2 separate regions of the Homo sapiens genome follow, and region 1 is linked to region 2. Evidence: chromatin contacts called from ENCODE Hi-C data. All regions are on one chromosome and are shown on one strand. The core of a region is the stretch at or near the end of the contact, and the rest is flanking DNA. Distances in the headings are between cores, read along the strand shown.

Region 1 (4,084 bases), core at 530-3,029, 2.2 Mb after region 2:
GACCTCACTTCCCTGTCCCCACAGGGAGGCTGCTGGAGACAGAGCCTATTTGGGGAACACAAACCACGGGTCTGACACGTCTGAGATGAGCTGCCGAGCCTCTGCCTCCACTCTCATTCAGACACTCAGCTTTTCCGAACTACTCCAAGCACCAGGCTGATGAGGACATGGGAAACCCACGCTCTGGCAAAGCCGGGCCCAGGTGTTGAACCCCTACCCAGACGCCTTCCACCTGAATCCCCACCCAGGACTGTGTCCAAGGGTGGGACTAGGCGGCTCTGCCCCTAGAGCCACCTTCATTGCGGCAGCCACCACTGTGCCTGCCTCTGCTGTGCTTTTGCCCCCCCTTCCCCTCCTCCGTCATAGCCCCCGCCCCCCGCCCACTCTGCGGAACTGGCACAGCAGGACAGAAAAACCAACGCCACCATGTCGGAGACCAGCAGAAATGGCTCCAAAATGGCAGCTCATCAGAGGAGTCCAGAAAGATCATAAACCCACCCAGGGAAAAGAGGGGAAGCCAGTGACAAGGGGAGTAAACTGTCAAAACTACCTCCCAACCAAGCCCCCGATAATCATCACATCTTTTCCTTCAGAAACATCCTCTCAAAAATCAGATGGGACATGAGTGAAAGAAGGGTGCCACCCCCTCCACCAGAGAGGCCCTAGGGGCCATAGGTGGTATGGGGCACTCAGAAGGATGTTCTGTAGCCTCTTCCCCAAGATGAGGCTAGAAAACCACCACTTTTGTCCTCAAGCTTGGCTCCTGCCAGTAACTAGACAAGAGTTAGCCCTCCCAGGGATTGCAGTCCTTCACTGCTACCCAGTCAGACCCTCCCCAGCTCTATGGGCCCTGGGGAGCAAGAAGGTAGGGTTGCAAGGAAGGGCCGAGAAGGCGCGTGCCATGCCCTCAGTTATGTAATAAGAAGGGCGGTGCTCGTCCTAGGCCAGAGACCCAGGGCGCACTGCGCTTCCAGATGCGCAGTCACGGGTGGGGGCCACTGCGCATGGCGCAGGGCTTGGTAAACCCCCTCCCCACAAACGTGAGACCTGCGACAAAGACAGGTTAGAGAGCCGGGACCCTGATTTTTCGAGGCCTCCCTCCCCCAACCAAAGGCGGACAGCCTGCTGCCCTAGTTTTATTCTGATTCTCCTCATTCCCTAGACTGACAAACCTTTCTAACCCGGGGCCTCCAAACCTCCCGTCTCCCACTGACTTTTCTGGAAATCCCACCAGATGCGGAGTTTCGAGCAATTTCCTGGGGTCAGTCCCCCATCCTCACCTTTCCAAGCACCACGTAGTAGTAGCTTCCAGAAGGTAGATCTTTCCCATACTGGGCTCAGCTCACAACTGGCTCTTGAGGGCCTCTGGACAGCCCCGGACGTCAATGCAAATCTGTTGTCCCCAGGGAGTAGCCCAGAGTCAGCAGGAAGCCCAGGGTGGTGGCAGTATCAGCAGCAGCAGCTCTGCCCTACCTTGCCCATGCGTTTCCAGGGGAGCCAAGAATTATTTTGCCGCAACACTGAGGTGTGGCTGATTGGAAAATTCCCTTTTCCAACACCAAACTACAGAATAAATATTTTCTTCCAATTTGGTCAACCCTCTGCATACCCATCTCCCTAGCATTCTTCCCTCTAAATAAAAAGTTTTGGGAGCCCTGAGCTCTTCCTCCTTATAGTGCGTGAAATTTTAAAAGGCATAGGAAGAGGCTTCAACTGGGCAGTCAAAAGCAGGCATAGACACAGGAGCCTACGCACACCCCTAAAGAGATTTTAGAAAGCTGCTGGGCTTCTCCCCGCTCCCCTTTAAGCAAGTGAAATGCAAATTCAGATTTGATACCCTGCCCTGAGCCAATCAAAAAAAGCTTTTCACCTGCCATTGGCCCACCCACCAATCAGAGGAAGTGTCTGGAGGGAGAGCCCTCCCCTGGCCAATGGAAGGCCAGCTCAGTCACTTAGTTAATGATGCAGCAGTACAGGGAAGGCCATCACATGTGAACTGGAAGGGAGCCAACATGGAGACACAGAGAGCGCAAGGTAAACAACTTTCCAACGCCAAAAGGATGACATTTAATCTCTAAATGCTAGCTTCCCTTCTTAGCTCATCCTTAACCCCTCTCAGCTGGCCACAGAGACCCCAGGAGCCTCACTACCTGTCCCCATAGAGCTCCTAACCAGATGCAACAGTGACTGCGTCACCATTCCCCACTTTTCCCAACTACGCAGTGACAAACCTACCAGCTTTACCCCACTTCTCCCAGCCCACACCCCACCCTGGCCACTCGGCTCCCCACCAGCCTCAGAATCCCAGGGCCAGACCTTTCAATAAGGCAACCCCTGGGAAAAAACTGTCCCTCTGTCTTCCTTTCGGCACTTCTCACTCCCTTACCTTCCACATAAGACCTGCACGGACAGACAGATGGACGCTGACACCCAAACAACTTGGAGAACCAGTCTGTCTGTCCACTAGAAGGAAATAGGGTAAAAGCTGGGAGGTCAGGTGGGAAGCAGGGGATGGTTCACTCCTCTCACCTCTACCCTGGTCAGGCTTGAGCAGCTGACACTAGGGAAAAGAAATTAAAGTGGGAAAAAACCCTCCCTCAGAGAAATAAATAGCAAAAATCGAGAAAGAAGGTGAGAAAGACAGAGCACCCACATACACAGAGACAGCGCCCCTGATCCCAGCAAATACATACGTGGGGGAAGAAGGGGGTTACGCCATCAAGTCCTGAAGCCCGTCGGACCACCCATCGCCGCCTGCGCAGACCCAAATCTTGGTCCCGCCGTAAGGTGCCGCAGTCCCGAATGTTCCAGAATTTGGTCCCATCAAACCCTCCACCGTCGCCCCACAACCTCTTGCTCCCACCCCTGCCCCCCACCACCACCCCACCTCCTCCCCACGGGAACCGCCCGTGCCACCTTGCGTGTCATCTCCTAGCCTAGGCTACCCAGAGGCCTCTGGCCCTGACAGATCTCTGAACGCTCAGCAAGTGAGCTGGCAGAACCTGGTGCCCGGTGTTGCTATGACTTGTTTCTTGATTTCTCTCTCTCTCTCTGCTGCAGCACGGCTGTTGCTAGCAGACCTATCGACGGAGCTTGCTTGCTCGCTCGCTCTCTCACTCTCTCTCTCTCTCTCTCTCTCTCTCTCTCTCTCAGCTCTGTGACGCAGATCTAAATTCTCCAGTCTGCTCCTTGTGTTGCAAGAGCAGAACTGCAGCTTTTCCCCTGGAGAGCCGGAGGGCAGTGCCAAGGCTGGTCAAACAAGGCAAAAAAAGTTGGGCCTACACTCTGCTTCCTTGGCCACACTTTTCAGCTCACACCCTCCCACCTCACCCCTCCTGCACCTCACTGCTCTGGGGCATAGAGGTCCCTGTCCTTTCAGGCTCACTCCTTCCCTGAGGCCTTCTCAGGCATAAGAGTAGCTTAACTCTTTGAGTGGCAGCCCCCAGTGCCCAGACAGGGCTGCCCTGTACTAAATGTTGCAACATGTTTTCTTGAGCCATATGGGCTTCTCCAGCCCTGAGAAAAAATGTTCCTCACCCTGACCACTGTCCCATTAACTCTTTGTGCCACAGACAAGTCCAGGATTACAGTCATAGCTGATTTCTGTTGTTTTTTGCCTTTTTGGCCAAAAACCAGGACCTTTTTCTCCCTGGAATTTCTTAAGGACAAAAAGCGTAATTAAAACATTGCCTGCCTACCCCACACATGAGATCCTTCTATCAGGGCAGGAATTTGAAAAACCAAATTGAACTGCAGCCTGAAGAATCCAGAGTAAAACCAGTCTGGATATCCATCCTTCCTGGGCTCAAAATTTTAGGGCCTAGGTAAATACGTTCAATTACTTTTCAAGTAATTGGCCACACAGTCTCAGAGATTTGGGTTGCTGAGTCATTTGTTCCCAAGAAGATCTGACAACATGAAAAACAGCAAAACAGAGCAACAGCCAAGCCTGGACCTGAAGTGGCCAATGACTGGGTTCTCCTCTCCAGCATGGGCAGTCAAGCAAGATGAGCATCCACGAGCCGACCCCCAACCCCTCCACAATGTTCATGCATGGATGTCCACACTCCTGGAAACTCTTCCA
Region 2 (4,432 bases), core at 1-2,500:
TATTGAATCATACTACATTTTAATGAAAACACCGCTGCCAAACCTAAATATTGAAGCACCAAGTTTTCCAAGCCAGGGGGTGTAGGGGGTGGGAAAAGACGACAGAGGATCTGATCTATCAACCAAAGAGATGGACAAACCATTCTGATGAGGCATAGAACTCCAGAATCTTTATTTAAATTCCCCAAATTTCAAATAGCAATAGCTGGAGAAAAAGTGAAGTGTGTACTTTTGACTACTTCAGTCAACAACATCCCTATTTCCTTCCAAGGCCAGTTACTATCCCGCCCCGAAAGATGTTTCCAATTGATCTTCCCAGGAATGAAGTTACCAGCCTCGATGCAGCTGTGCACAAGGCGGAAAGTAAAGAGGGGCGGGGGGCCGCTGGAGCGAAAGAGAAAAAGAAATGAAACTCGACACCGGATGACTAGCGAGCTAGGGGAGAGGAAGAAACGCGGACGGCCGCGTGTGCCCTACAGGAGATCAAAGTCTGGGGGAAGAGGTGCAACCTCACCGGGCCTTGGTAAGCACTGAATTACTGTACTTTCATTTTCCAACTTCCTGTCACTACAGAAAATGAGAATTGCTCCCCTCCTCCCCATCCACGCCGAAAAAATCGCCGCCACCTTTCGCCCACGAGACTTCGGGGGACCAAGAGGCGACGAGAGCTGAGCGGTGCGCTGCGGCGTCCACCTGTGCGCCGCGGTGCCCGGCGGGCCGGGGGCGGACCCAAGGGGAGCGCGCGCGCCCGGCCCCGGCCCCCGCCCCCACTTCCTGTTGTGCCGCGCGCCCCTCGGCCCCCGCCCCCGCTCCCGGCCGGTGGGGCTGTGGCCGCGAGATCCCGAGGGGGCGCGCGGGGCTGACCGCTCACCGACGCCGCGCGCGGGGCTCCCCCTCGGTCTCCGCCTCGAACACGATGCGCCTCTCCGCCCTCAGCCTCCTCCTCACGCTGGAAACTCGAGGACGGCGCGGCAGCCGCTGCGACCCCCGCGGCGGAGCCGTAGAAGGCGGCGGCGGCCAAGCCGAGCCCGCCGGGTGCCCGCAGCCGCCCGCATCTCCCGCCGCCGCGGCTCCTGGCGCCCCGCCCTCCCCGCCCCCGCACGCGGCAGCGGCGGCGCGGGTCTTGGGGCCGCTACACGCCGGGCGCGCGCGTTCGGGGCGTTCCTTGCAGCGGCGGGGCCTGCCAGGCCCTCCGCGGCCGCCGCCACTCTCAAACCCCCCGACTGCTCCTGGGTCCCTCCCAGACGCCGTAGTCGCTACACGTCACTTCCGGGGGAGGGGCTGCGACCCTAAGGGGTGTCGTGAGCCGCGTCTGCCAGCAAACCCGGGTTTGGTGTGGCCGGGGGATGTAGCTCGGGCGCCTCCTGGAGTCGTCTCGCCGCTCTCCGTCGCGTTCGGTGCGGTTGCTTCCAGGTCCCTGAGGCGCCCGTCCGGAACCCGCCAGGACCCAAGCTGCCGCCTGGGCCGGGACCTCGGACTCCTCAAAGGCGCGCCACTTTCTCCTCGGTTGGAGGGAAGAGGTGGCGCTCGCAGAGCAACCTGCGGGGGACCACTTCTGTTGGTGCTAAGCTTTGGGGAGAGTCTCCTCCCTCCTGTGTCCCTCGTCCTCCTTACCACTCGCTGTTAGAAGTTGGGGCCGTCACAGCTTTCTCATCGAAGTGCCAGATCCCAGGACACTACAAACGCTTGATAAATACTAAATTAGCACTGTGGCTTTCTAGCCTGGGGACTGACAAATGGAAGCGCTGGAGTCGTGGGAAAAGCTTGCCCTGACGATGGAGGCAGCGACCAGAAATCCATTCGTGGCTCTACCCCTCACTAACTCACCAATTTTAAGCAACCTTAACCTCTCTAAAACAGTCATCATTTATAAGGTGGAGAGAACCCAATCTTAGAGTTGTTGTAATGATTAAAGAAAATAAGGTGCATGAAACACCTAGCAAGAGTTTCTAGCTTAGAGGTTCTCATTAAGTAAAATTCTTAAGGAATCAGGTCACACTTGATACAAGAGGCTACTTGAGCAGTTTAGCACCAGAAGGAATGTAAAGTCATAAATTAGGACAGCTGAACAAAACCTCCAAGAAATAAATTAGGTGTTTGTTTAACAAGAAACCAAAGAGAGGTCAGTGTCTGAGTTACTGGTTATTCGAGGCCATTTACTAGCTGTGTGACCTGTAGTGAGTTGCTTAACCTTTCTGGACCTCAGTTTCCTCATGTAAAATGACGATAATGAGCAGCATTGCTGAGAGGATTAAATGAAGTATAGAGCATAATGTACTTAGTGCATTACCTAGCACATAGTAGATACCCAGTAAATCGTGGTGTCATTTATTTTTGCCCCCACAATTGAATGTATAGTTAATTGAACTCACTGAGTGAAATGTGATTCTGTCATCCTTTTGTAGGCTTTTGGAAGAGAATCATCACTTCCTTGATTTCCAGCCTCCTCTTCCATAATACAGAGTAATTATAATCCACAAAGGTAGCTATTCCTGTAAAAACAACTCTACCAAAAGATGTTACCTTTCCAAAATTAGTTTTACCAAAGCATGCAAACATATTAAGACATGTTTTATAAGGAACATGCAGTATCTGAAAAGCACTAGCAGTCTTGGCCCCTAACATAAAATTTTCCTTGCAACAAGTTCCATCTTGGAAACCAAGAAAAAAAAAAGTATTAAGGTAGGCTGTTTAGGATACACCTATTGGAAACATTTGTTTATAAAAAGATTTCATTTTAAAGCCCCCTACCAAGAACAGTTAAGGGTTGTGGAGATCTGCACACTACGCTGCTCTGTTCAAACTGGCAGTAAACATCTGATTCGGCCTTAGGGCCAGTAGTTGTGTCATATCCCTTTTAGACTGAGCTTACGGCATTGTCAATTGCAGTGTATTTTTGGAAAACAGCCTGCTTTGGGAGTTCTTAAATTAGTCATAGCAAATCTGTCTGCTTTTAAATTGACTTTTTTTTAAGGCGGTACATATTGACAGAAGAGAAAGGAAGAAAAGTGGATTTCTAATTAGAGAACTTGAGGGGAAAAGTTAATTAATGTGCCTGGTTTTCCCACTCAAGATTCTATAAATACACAATCTCTCTCCATGGTTCCTCACACAACAGATGGTTCTGTTTGTGCAAACTCCATGGTAGTTACGTTGGTCAACCAAAAAGACTGCTTTTTCGTTATCTTGTTTGGTCACTTTCCCACCAGATAGATGGATTCCTGATCTTAGCCTTAGTTACTCAGAGCCATCCCAAAGAAAATTTGTAGATTTTATTACAATGTTTATTTATTTTTTTGAGACAGAGTTTCGCTCTTCTTGCCCAGGCTGGAGTGCAATGGCGCAATCTCGGCTCACCGCAACCTCCGCCTCCCGGGTTCAAGCGAGCCTCCTTCCTCAGCCTCCCAAGTAGGTGGGATTACAGGCATGCGCCACCATGCCCGGCTAAATTTTTTTGTATTTTTAGTAGAAATGGAGTTTCTCCGTGTTGGTCAGGCTGGTCTCGAACTCCTGACCTCAGGTGATCCGCCCGCCTCGGCCTCCCAAAGTGCTGGGATTACAGGCGTGACCCATCACGCCTGGCTTAAAATGTTTAAATATGTATTTTCTACCTGGCCTGCCCTAGATTTTGTTTTTTGTTTTTTGTTTTTTGTTTTTTTTTTTGAGACAGAATCTCACACAGTCACCCATGCTAGAGTTACAGTGGCACAATCTCGGCTCACTGCAACCTCCGCTTCCCGGGTTCAAGCGATTCTTCTGCCTCAGCCTCCTGAGTAGCTGGGACTATAAGTGTGCACCACCACGCCCAGCTAATTTTGGTATTTTTAGTAGAGACGGGGTTTCACCGTGTTGGCCAGGCTGGTCTCAAACTCCTAACCTCGTGATCCGCCTGCCTTGGCCTCCCAAAGTGTTGGGATTACAGATGTGAGCCACCGGGCCTGGCCTAGATTTTTTTTCTTAATCACTGCAGTTAACTCAGCTCTGCAACCCCTTGCCCCTAATTTAATTACATTTCCTATCCCAATAACACCTAGTTATGATCATTACTTCTCAAGGCAACTTCCTCTTCCCTCTCTTTATTTCACTGCTTCATCATTACTCCCAGTCACTATCCCTTTTTCCTAAAGAAGTGTTTCACGGATTTTTGACTGACTAAGCAAGCATGGAGCCATCCAGTTGCCTGTTACGTCTTTCAAGCAATATCCTGTAGCACGTGACATTAAGAAGAGATATCTTTTAAGTCAAAGACAGCACCCACAACCCCAGGTGGGGACAAGTGTGGAGCAAATTGCAACATGACTGAGAAGAAAGAATAAAAATCTGGGATATCTGGGTTCTAGCCTTTGGGTCTCCCTAAACTCAAAACTTGAACCTCCTGAGAAAATCCTTGCGACTTACCCTTTCTGGGTTTCACTTTCAACATCTTTAGAAA

The links. Hi-C counts contacts between places; a loop is a spot of excess contacts on that map. Pooled maps may share reads with other maps.
Region 1: a map of B cell shows a loop between it and region 2 (20-fold over the local background). The contact joins the promoter of MIR29B2CHG here to the promoter of ELK4 in region 2. A Hi-C loop is called at or near these places in 1 of 168 maps with a recorded cell type or tissue (B cell), 1 of 37 single-sample maps with no recorded cell type and 7 of 50 pooled maps.

Annotation. Positions count from the first base shown.
Region 1 is chr1:207,820,924-207,825,007 of GRCh38, forward strand. It overlaps MIR29B2CHG (MIR29B2 and MIR29C host gene), which reads right to left and starts at 1,780. Exons shown (of 6, transcript NR_135299.1): 1 at 1,281-1,780. It overlaps LOC148696 (a long non-coding RNA gene), which reads left to right. Exons shown (of 1, transcript NR_026817.1): 1 at 1-1,673. RefSeq lists enhancers at 1,471-1,650, 3,421-3,470 and a silencer at 1,791-1,970.
Region 2 is chr1:205,630,761-205,635,192 of GRCh38, forward strand. ELK4 (ETS transcription factor ELK4) reads right to left here and starts at 1,251. Exons shown (of 5, transcript NM_001973.4): 1 at 872-1,251. RefSeq lists enhancers at 299-718, 1,329-1,638 and silencers at 729-918, 1,009-1,158.